Regions from separate parts of the Homo sapiens genome. Here region 2 is linked to region 1. The links are chromatin loops, found by intact Hi-C in ENCODE. Cell type or tissue: IMR-90. All regions are shown on one strand.

What was found. Hi-C counts contacts between places; a loop is a spot of excess contacts. Peaks named below come from ENCODE experiments on the same cell type or tissue, not always from the same donor. Only the 100,000 strongest peaks of a DNase experiment are listed, where the experiment ranks them.
Region 2: a loop joins it to region 1, with 19 times the contacts of the local background. A loop is called at or near these places in 45 of 110 quality-filtered maps.

The regions. Positions count from the first base shown.
Region 1 is chr2:237,570,990-237,573,489 of GRCh38, reverse strand. No RefSeq gene overlaps it. Among named protein-coding and RNA genes, the nearest start is that of PRLH, 5.7 kb to the right of the region's middle. RefSeq lists an enhancer at 83-618 and a silencer at 1,212-1,397. In IMR-90, a CTCF peak has its summit at 1,328 (motif pointing right); a DNase peak (open chromatin) is centred at 1,369; H3K4me3 peaks cover 177 bases.
Region 2 is chr2:237,120,993-237,123,492 of GRCh38, reverse strand. No RefSeq gene overlaps it. Among named protein-coding and RNA genes, the nearest start is that of COPS8, 36 kb to the right of the region's middle. In IMR-90, a CTCF peak has its summit at 1,093 (motif pointing left); a DNase peak (open chromatin) is centred at 1,052; H3K27ac peaks cover 369 bases.

The DNA of each region.
Region 1 (2,500 bases):
TGGTCTCCAACTCCTGGCCTCGGGTGATCCACCCGCCTCCACCTCCCAAAGTGCAGGGATGACGGGCATGAGCCACTGCGTCTGGCCCTGGGGGTCAGATTTCAACATGAGGTTTGGAAGGGACAAATATCCAAACTGCAGCAACCCAGACCCTGTTTTGGGAGGTAAACCCCACATGATGTTTTCCTGTTGGGTCTCTATCTGGACACCTGATGTGGCAAGGTTATTTCAAAGGTGGCCACTTTTTGGAAGGTGATATTGGTTTTCATCCTTGTCCCTATGATAAGCAGGTGTAAGTTTTAAACAATAAGACATTGTTATCCACCTGGAAAAAGTGGCATCACTGTATTGGCTGCTGTAAGGATCAAGGAAGGAGAAAGCAAAATACCTCCCGTTTGACGCTGAGCTTCTCATCACACAGAAGGGGAAAGAGCTCTGTGCCTGAGGCTTCCCCGGCTCCTCCGGGCTTCCTTCTGCTCTCACTCACTTTGTGTAGAGATGCCAGGCCTTGACCTTCAGTGGGGCCCAGACCATGGGGAGCCCTGGCAGGGGATGGGGGAGGGGACACAGAGGCCAGCCATTGCCTAGGGCCTGTCTGGTGAGGCTGGCTGTGTCCTGGCCAGAAGCCACTGCCCCTGTCCAAGAGGCCTCTTCCTCCTGCAGGTTCTGGTGGCTGCTCCCTCTGCTCATCCATTGGGCCTAGGGTGGGCACAGCCCCTCCTTGCCAGCCTGGGTTTCTCAGTGTTCCAACCACAGCTTCATAATAGCTCCTCCCTCATGATCCCTGGCTTCGTTTTCCTAACTGGAGGAGCCACCTGGGTCCACTGGGCCCCTGGCAGATCCAGCTTTCAATCTTGGGGACAAGGAAACATCTTGGATCTTCCTTGGAGTCTGGCTTTCCTGGTGCTAGTGTGACCTGAAATGAACTCCTCACGTGATCTTTACTAGACAAATGCAGAGCAGATTTCACACACCTCTGTCATGATCTCCAAGAAAAGCTAAAGGATAAATAAAGAAAACAATAGCTTCCTAGAGGGCCTGTTCCCTTGATTTTCGCGAGGACTGTCCTCGTTTCTTAGACAATTTCACAGGTGAAATCTGACACTGTATTATTGCTATCCACACTGCAGTTTCCGGCTGCGAGTAAAGTTGGACCATTTTTCACGCGATGATTCCCTTGCCGATGAAGAACATGAAGTGTGAGTCCCTAGTGTGCTAGGCTGTGTCCTCGCGCCCTGTGCCCCCGCAGCGGGCCCTCAGCCGGGGTGGGGACCCAGCTTGCGGGCGGCAGGAGGCTGAGGTTGCCCGTGGCCACCAGATGGCGCTCCAGCATTGTGGAAGGCAAGCCCCACGGTCCTGGCGTCCGGAGTGCTTGCTCTGCTGAAGGGCGAACCAGGAGGCTCTCAGAGGAGCTGCAGAGGAGCGGCTTGATGACATAGAAGGGGAAGAATACAAGGGAAGTTTGTAGGATGCCTGTAGGTCTGACTGCCTGCTTCCCCCTCTGTTTTGACGACCTCCTGTGACTATGCCAGCATTTATTATTAAAATGTGTCCTTTGACTCCTTCAGGAATCATTTCATGGCCTCCCCAAGAGTGGACAGATCTGTGGTGGTCCTGGAACCCTGGGTCTCCCAGGACTGTGACTGCCCCTTTCCCCTCCTCCCTCACCACTAGGCAGGTGGGGCTCAACCCTGTGCTGGAGTCACCTGCGGAGCTTCGGAAAGCCCCACACCGGGGCAGGGTGCGGTGGCTCATGCCTGTAATCCTGGCACTTCGGGAGGCCGAAGCGGGAGGACCACTTGAGGCCAGGAGTTTGTGACCAGCCTGGGCAACAAAGGGAGACCCTGTTTCTACAAAAAGCAAAACAAAAAATTAGCTGGGTATGATGGTGCACACTTGTAGTCCTGGCTACCCTGGAGGCTGAGGTGGGAGGATTGCTTAGGCCTCGGGGGTCGAGGCTGCAGTGAGCCATGATCAAGCCACTGCATTCCAGCCTGGGCACCAGAATGAGACCCCATCTCAAAAAAAAAAAAAAAAAAAATGGAGCGCCTCAGCTGCATATCACCCAGAGGTTCTGATTCCATCAGACTGCCCAGGGATTTCTAAATCCTTCCAGGTGAGCATAGGTGAGGCTGAGAACCTCAGTGAGGGCAGGGCCTCTGTCTGTCCTGATTTCTGTGGGATTCCCAGGGTCCTCTACACTGTCTGGCACACACCAGGCACTCAACACATGTGTATCCAACAAAGGGAGGAAAGCATGTTTTTTTTCCCCAGAGACCTAAAGAACAGGCAGGCTTTCCTGAAAACAGCCCCCGCCGCCCCTGACACCTGCGTGTGGAAGACTCACCTGTGTCAGTGCTCCACCACCTTATCTTCCTGTCCCGAAACGGGGCTGGGGTGGGGCAGCAGGCAGGAAGGCCCTATTTCTGCAAGCACACAGGGAGAGGCCCCAGCAGGGCTGCAGACATTTGTGTCGCAGATGATTCAGGATAAATGGGTC
Region 2 (2,500 bases), 450 kb after region 1:
TCTGCAGGAACTTGGACCAACTTCACGGAACCTTCCTTATGTTCTGTTCATACTGCCCAGACCTGCCCTGGCTTCCCTGTTGCTCCTGAGGCAGAAGAGGCCTTTGGACTTACTCGGCCCCACATCTGTACAGTCCAGAGATGCTGGGGGAATTAACACCACAAAAGGTTGACTTTAGATCAATGTGAGACAAGTATTTCAACTATGATTGTGTATTTGTCAGTGCCTCTTTGTAATTCTGTGAGTTTTTTCCTTCATTTATTTGATAACATACTGTATAATAATGCACATTTTAAATTCTCATGTCTTCCTGGTTAACATTTTTATTTAGTCCTAATGTCGTGGGCTTCTTTGCTGGGGATTATGGTGTCAGCATCCTTTTAGGGATCATTTTTCTGCCTACCACAACTATGATTAACTTTTTGCCAACAATTTTGAGAATATAGGTGAAGTGTGTATTTTCTTGGGAAAAATCTGGTTGCTTATTTTAATTGGTAATACAGTAACACTTCCTTTTTGTTGATTCTTGATCTGGGATGTAAACATTTCTTCTTTCAGTGTTCAAATTTTCTTGTCATTTCATGTTATGTGTTTCTGTTGTAAAGTGTATATATATTTGAATTTTGTTTTATCATCCAATATGAGAGTCTGTTTTGTGAGTTTAGTTTCTTTATATTTATTGAGCGGCCATTAGCTTTGATTACTTGATACTTCCTTAAGTTGTGATTTCTAATGGCCATGTTTCTTTTTCCACATTTTTTGTTTCCTTCTTTTTTCCTTTTACTCCCTTAATGGTTTCAGAGTCACACACATTCTCTTGTCTACTGTATTATGTTCAGTATATTTGGCTCCTCTCTCTGCAGAGCTTCTGCTTCAGGAGGATTAGACTTACTGGCTCTATTGAGCCAGCCATAGCTGACTTTCTCTGGCTGATGAAACATATGTGAAAGTGACGGTGTCACTTCCAAAGAGAAGCAACAAGAGCCAGCACGTGGCTCCCCAGGTCTCTTCTCCCTCTGCTGAGTGGCACAGAGAGGCTGCTGGGTGGCCGGCATCCTAGAGTGATGCTGACAGAGAAGACGGCCTCTGCTGACCCCCAGTGGACAGGCAGCAGAAGCGTAAAAGAAACATTTGCTAGTAGTGTAAAGCACCAAGATCTGCAGGCCATTTGTTAGCGCAGCGTGGCTTAGCTTATCCTGACTGGTATGGTAGTTCCGATAAGCAAGTAGGAGGATTTTAAATGCCTTTATTTCACAATCATCTTAGATTGCTAGTTTAGACCGCTAAACTTTTAAATATAATTCAAGTGCTCTACAATGACTTTTCTGCTTCTAATAAATGTTTGACTATATTAAAATTGTTTATCAAAAATAAATTTGAAACTGTTCAATAAAAAGAGATTGATAGTTTAGATAAGGGTAGGGTTCTAGATTTACAGTGATTTTCATTCATCCCTGAATCTCAAATACCTTTCCAATAGCTACCACTAATATTAACTGTTATGATTACTTATTGGCTGCTTCCTAAGAACCCATCACTTTGCTAAGAGCTCCACATTGTTTTCTCATTTAATCCTCACAACAACCCAATTTAGCAATTGAGGAAACTATGACTTAGTGGCAGTTAAGGAACATATATATGAGCACAGCTAGTCAATATTAATAGCAGAGCAAGAACTCAAAGTCAGGGCTGCCTGATTTCAAAATTGTGTGCCATGCTGTTGTACCAATAAGCCCCTTCCATGGTACTCCACTGAAGAACAATGTGTGCCAATGCAAAGCAAATCTAGATCACAGTTGTTATTTCTATGATCACTCATCAAATATATACTTGCCCCTGTCTCCCATTATGAGTGGAGTCTACTTCCCTGCCCTGTGGGTTTTTCCCTTGTTCCTGTGCTTACACAGAGCATGGGATGTCAGCAGTCTTGTGAGGGGAGGATTGGCACAGGGCTGTGAGGTTTAGCTTGCCCTCCAGTGCATGGCTGATCCACTGGGAGAAGAATGTGGCCAGACAGCTGTGGAGCAAAACTGAACCCAGAATAGAGCTCAGAGTCAAGTCCCCCTGAAGGTTAGGCTGAAGTTGAGCCATCCATATCCTGCCCCATCAGCCAAGCCGTGGCTCTTGTGCTCACCCATGAGCATGAGAATACAGCTTTTTGTTGTAAGCCATTGAGTTTTGCCTCCTTTACAAATGTTATTTTAATTTTTTAAGTAGCACAGTAATGATTATTCCTGTTCCCAAAATGTTTTGTCACATCCTAGATTACTTCTTTAGAAAGATGACTAAGAGAAAAATTACTGGGCCCAGTGAATGGGATTCTTGAGGCATTTAATATGCTCCTTTCATCTGAACGTTTGACACTAAGGATTTCAAGATGTCTCTGTTTTCTTTCTGAAACTTCATGTCTAAGTGATCATTATTATCCATGGCCTCAGGCTCAAGGAAGCTCTCTGATTTCTTTCCTCTGTGTCAGTCGGTGAGAGAACTAAGACCACTA